2 separate regions of the Homo sapiens genome follow, and region 2 is linked to region 1. Evidence: read pairs that join two places in POLR2A ChIA-PET (ENCODE). Cell type or tissue: PC-9. All regions are shown on one strand. Each heading gives the region's core, and the rest is flanking DNA. Links, peaks and the distances in the headings are about the cores only.

Region 1 (2,919 bases), core at 111-2,610:
GTGAAAAAGAAACTAATTCTTGCTATAAAACTAACTTGAACTTCTTTGTATTAAGTTCTAGAACTCCTTAGAAAAATGAATCCTAGAAAATCTAAAATGATAATTTTCCTGTTTTTCTTTCAGTATTTGCCTTGTAAAACACTATGGCTAATTGCCGTAAAGCTTTGTTAAGGGTGTTGCTTGAAAGCACTAATTTCTAGAGCTTTTGAATTTCTGGGGTAATGTGCGATCTAAGAGGCTTGTTTGTGTGCCACCTTTGAAATGTCTTAAACTATTCTTTCTGTAGATCAGCAAAATAATAGTTCACTGAATTATACAAACTACACCTATAAAGTAAATTTTACAAAGTAAAACTCTTCAGAGTCCTTCTCTTTTTGAAAAATAATTATTTACTTGCTATTCTACTTACTTCTTTATGGCTCTTTTCATTTTACAAAGGCATATGTTCTTATCTCCTATCCCATTACATACAGCTCCGTAAGGGAGTATCATTTCATTTTACGGAAGAGAAGCATGAAGCTCTGGGTATGACATGATCTGCCCACAGTCACACAAGGCTTTGGACCTAGGCCTCATGGCTCAAGTTCTAGAGTTCTTTTCACCACGTCAGAGTGCAGGGCCGTTTCTCACTAGCCATCTCAGTGGAGGCAGCGCTGAATAGCATTGAATCACACAGTAGAAAGGATGGCCCCTTTCCTCCTCTCTGCAGGTCCTTGTGATACTGTTAGGTAGGCCAGCTGGAGTTGAGAGAAGTTATTCTTTCACACCACCCTGACATTGCATTCTGTGCTTATATTCAACAAGGAGAGCTGCTCTCAGACCCAGAGTCTTCATCAGAGGATGGTATTTTTAGCAAAAATTTAGCAGCATTGATTACTGTCATTGTATTACTTGAGTTACTTTTTACTTATGAGAAAGGATACACATAAATTTTTCAGAATAATTGGGCCATTATTCTAAGCGAAGTAACTCGGGAATGGAAAACCAAACATTGTATGTTCTCACTCATAAGTGGGAGCTAAGTTCTGAGTACGCAGAGGCATAAGAATAATACAGTGGACTTTGGGGACTTGGGGGAAAGGGTGGAAGGGGATGAGGGATAAAAGACTACAAATTGGGTATAGTGCTTACTGCTTGGGTGATGGGTGCATCAAAATCTCACAAATCACCACTAAAGAACTTACTCATCTGACCAAATAGCGCCTGTTCCCCAAAAACCTATGGAAATAAAAAAATTAAAACATGAGTCACTTTGAAAAACCTGTTAGGCAAGTAATGTTCACTTTGGACAGGGAGATGGCAAAAGGCATGAGGATTGCACATGAATGACTCATGTCTGAGAGCATCATTCTTTCCCATGTATATATAAAGCCCTGGAGGCTGTGAGGAAGGTTTCAGATTTTTATTATATTTTTCAAAGACTTCTGTTATAGCTGTGTCTTAATGTATGGTGGGGATGGTGAAAGAAGGATTCTACTGAGTTAGAAATGAGTGGGGCATTTTGTGGATGTCCCACTATTGAGAATATGCAGCGGCTCTTCTTTGAGTACCACGTGGTTATTCCTAATTTTAAAATGTTATCACAAAGATACAGTCTTCGAGTTGTTCCACTTCAGTGTGGAGAAGCAACGGAAGCAGGCATATGGCCATAATTTGGCTGACTGGTCATATAGTTCCCTCTTTAACCCCCCCATTTACCCTCCCCCAGTGCTGTCTTTGGCGACTTCACACAGGCGCTGTGTCTCCTCAGGGCGCTGTCTTACGTGGGTGGCAGGGTAGGGTAGGCTAGCCATCTGTTATTTTGCCCTCTCTTTCCAACCTTCTTGCTCATAGTAGCAGGTTCCGTTGAAGTGATTGGCTGAGGTCCAGGGGGTGAGGGAGCCATGTGACTTTATCTCAGCTACATGCCTATCTGCTGTCTTTAGCATCAGTATAGCAACTTAGTCATATTTTTTGAATGCCCCATTTTACAGATTGTTGCCTTTACACATACAAATCTTACAATGCAAAATGGATTCATTTACAAATTGTGGTATTAGCTTGTTAAAGGATTTAGTTCATAATTCCCATAAATTTAGCCTAGAAAAGCATTTTTTAATTAAAACTCTAAATTCCAGTGGTGAAAAGGGGCTTATTTGATTCAAGTATGTGCTAAAGATTTTTAAAGCCCACAAGCTTCAAGGTTTAGTTCCACATCTCAACAGATGGAATTAACACAAGCATAACAAAGTTAACATCATGGTTGTTTGCATTATTAATCTTCAAATGCATGGCATTCTGCTACCTTGCTAGCCAGGTTTGCACGAATCCTTTCATTGCAACATATGTCAACAGAAATGTGCTTCCATCTGCTGCCGGATAGCTTGATGCCTGATATTCCGAGACAAGTCCCAGCACAATGAGTACCTCTGTGAGTAATTACAGGTGTGTGCTGAGGAGCCTAGGGCATTAATCAGAGGCTTAATTATGAAAAAGGTGGATCTTTTGTTCCACTCTTGGATCCTGAGTTTACCACACACTTTCTAAACTGCAGCATCCATCTGCTCGGTCCCTTAGAATGTTTGCCTTGACTGATATGGACCTTAAAGTGTATCAAAGGACGTGATTAAAGCAGGCTTAAACATTAACCTGGAAGAAGCATGGTTCATGTTTTTTTTTCTTCCTTCCTTCCTTTTTCACTTATCTATTTATCTGTTTATTTCTGATGTAGGAAAAAAGTCTGCTGAAATGCTAAAACTTTAAATTAGTACTTGCTAAACTATTTACCATATGTGAACTCTACTGAATTAAGCATTATACAGTAATTTTAAGAATGTAAATATCAAGATTTGTAGAAACTAAGACCCATGTAAAGAAAAAAAAGTCTTAGGAAAAATGGTTTGTGAACACATACAAAGTTTTTTAGGAAGATAAGTTGTT
Region 2 (2,919 bases), core at 149-2,648, 170 kb after region 1:
GGAAGGTAGAGACCTCAATAGAACGTGGCCTGGGCACGTGGTGGCAGGCGCATGGTGGCGTGCGCCTGTAATCCTAGCTACTCGGGAGGCTGAGGCAGGAGAGTCACTTGAACTGGGGAGGTGGAGGTTGCAGTGAGCCAAGATCGAGCCATTGCACTCCAGCCTGGGTGACAGAGCAAGACTCGGTCTCAAAAAAAAAAAAAAAAAAAAAAAAAAAAAAGAAAAGAAAAAAAGAAAGAAGAAAAAAGAAAAAGAAAAAAAAGAAAGTGGCCCGGGCAAGCTAACTTTCAGCAATATCCTCACTGTGGAGCTGCTTACGACGCCACCATTCACAGTGAATTCTTGCCTCTCTTACAGTTTGCATCTGCAGCACGTTAAAGCAAAGCAAAAAGTGGTGTCGAATCTAGAATCTGCTACGACGCAGATACCAGTGTGAGCCGTAGTTAACATCACGCAGTACTAAATTTACCCAGTTCTCTCGCCAGCATCTGTTATTTGTGTTTGCAAGTTGGGTCATGTAGAAATAACAAGTTTCTCCAATGCGTAAGATAAGAAATAACTGGAAATGATGTTACATTTGGCTTCTCGCTCTCTCTCCCGGATGGGACTTTCAGCCCATTATTTTGGAGTCAAATTGCCAAAGCACAAATCAACTGTTTCACGGTCTGGACTGAGAACCATACATGTTCCTGGGCCACCGTATTGCACTCCCTGCTGTAGGAGCCCCTTGACAAGTAGGTGGAACCAAGGCCCCGGTATTTCACTGTCCATTTGAATTCTCCCACACTGGAGCAATTGCTGCCTTGGAGGTTTCTCTTTATGAACTTTCTTGATCTCAACTAAATTTCCGCACTTTCAGCCCACATCATTTCACAGGGCCTTCCATTTCTTCAGATGTTACACAGGGTAATGACGGCTCCAACCTCTTGGAGGCATTGTGAGAACTCACTGAGTAATTCATATGAAGACCTTGGACCACGCAAAGTTGGTCAGCTAAAGTTGCTGAGTTAAAGTTATCTTCTGTCTTTAACTCAATTTTTAATGAATTGCTACCAAACATCCTTAAAATGTTAATATGAATTTAGTCTGTTAGCATTGTTATGAACCCATCGTGAGTTGGGGTTAGCGTCCCTGGGTTGGTGCCCAAGCCATCAACCCTTCCGAGGCCAAATTTACTGGGGCAACAACTGGGAGAACTTACTCTATGACCAAGACCTCAAATTTTTAACCAGTGCCTGTAAAACATCAACGGACATAGAGATTCCCTGGGGATCCTGTTAAAATACAGATTCTGACTTAGGAGGCCCGAAGCATGGCTGGCACTTCTGCTCCCAGGGGATGTGGACTTACAGGTCCTTGAGCCACACTTTGAGTGGCAGGGCTCTAAATGATACATACTACAGAAGTACAACACGTTGTCCACCAGCACCACTGTAAGGGAGATGCTCATGGGACAGGGTCAGAAACCTGCTTTAGAAAAAAGTTTCAAGTAATGGTTGTGAACCTCTAATCAGAGCAGAATTCTCATTGGTGGACATTGATCTATATCCTCCAAATGCTCAAACGCTAGCACAATTAAAAGAGGTCATCAGTTGCCAGGAAGGTGCTTGTTGCTATTAAATTAACACACTTTTGAAACAATTCAATTCTGAGTTAAAGTTATATTCTGTCTTTAACTCAATTTTTAAGTTAATGTTTACAAAAATCCTTGAAATGTTAGGTTAAGCCATATAAAATTATTGATAGCAAAGTTTTTATTTTTACTTATAAAAACAGCAATGAGCCAAGCACTCACACTTGTAATCCCAGCACTTTGGGAGGCTGAGGCGGGCAGATCACTTGAGGCCAGGAGTTGGAGACCAGCCTGGGCAACATAGTGAAACCCCATCTCTACTAAAAATACAAAAAAAAAAAAAAAAAAAAAAAAGCCAGACGTGGTGGCACACACCTGTAATCCCAGCTACTCAGGAGGCTGAGGCACAAGAATCACTCAAACCTGGGAAGCGGAGGTTGCAGTGAACTGAGATTGTGCCACTGCACTTCAGCCCAGGCAACAGAGTGAGATCCTGTCTCAAAAAAAAAAACAAAAAAAAAAAAACAAAAAAAACAGCAATGTCCTATGGTTCAACCTAAGAGTTGTGACTTCACCTGACAAATTAAACCATCACTGCAGTGAGAAAACAACTTTCAAACCAGGAGATAACCCTCCTGTTCTGTGTAGATTTCTGTGGCTGACTTAACAGATTGTGATTTGTGTGTGTTGTCTGAGAGTTCCTGTAACTGATATGAACAGGAACAATATTAATAAAACTATCTTGGAAGCCGTTTCCAACTTTCAGAAAAACTAGTAAACTTCCTTATTTAAATTATCAGGGCCAGGTGTGGTGGCCCACACCTGTAATCCCAGCACTTTCAGAGGTCAAGGTAGGAAGATTGCTTGAGCCCAGGAGTTCGAGACCAGCCTGGGTAACATAGTGAAACCCCCATCTCTACAGGAAATAAAAATTAGCCAGGCATGGTGGTGTGGACCTGTCATCTCAGCTACTCAGAAGGCTGAGACAAGCGAATCACTTGAGCCCAGGAGATTAAGGCCACAGTAAGCCATGATCATGGCACTGCACTCCAGCCTGGGTGACAGAGTGAGACCCTGTCTCAAAAAAAACAAAAACAAAAACAAAAATCAGGTTAAAAAAACATGGCACCTTGGCCAGGCATGGTGGTTCATGCCTGTAATCCCAGCACTTCAGGGGGTCGAGGCAGGTGGATCACTTGAGGCCAGGAATTCGAGACCAGCCTGGCCATCATGGTGAAACCCCATTTCTACTTAAAAAAAATACAAAAATTAGCCGGATGTAGTGGCACATGCCTGCAGTCCCAGCTACTCAGGAGACTGAGGTGGGAGGGTCACTTGAGCCAGGG

Evidence for each region. Peaks named below come from ENCODE experiments on the same cell type or tissue, not always from the same donor. Only the 100,000 strongest peaks of a DNase experiment are listed, where the experiment ranks them.
Region 2: POLR2A ChIA-PET joins it to region 1 with 20 read pairs; 3 of 35 experiments call an interaction of 5 or more read pairs at or near these places.

What each region holds. Positions count from the first base shown.
Region 1 is chr20:20,548,309-20,551,227 of GRCh38, reverse strand. The region is part of intron 23 of RALGAPA2 (Ral GTPase activating protein catalytic subunit alpha 2); the gene reads left to right. Among named protein-coding and RNA genes, the nearest start is that of RALGAPA2, 160 kb to the left of the region's middle. In PC-9, for the core only: no CTCF peak of the experiment used is centred there; DNase peaks (open chromatin) are centred at 1,307 and 2,327; H3K27ac peaks cover 2,500 bases.
Region 2 is chr20:20,377,408-20,380,326 of GRCh38, reverse strand. No RefSeq gene overlaps it. Among named protein-coding and RNA genes, the nearest start is that of INSM1, 11 kb to the right of the region's middle. In PC-9, for the core only: no CTCF peak of the experiment used is centred there; no DNase peak of the experiment used is centred there.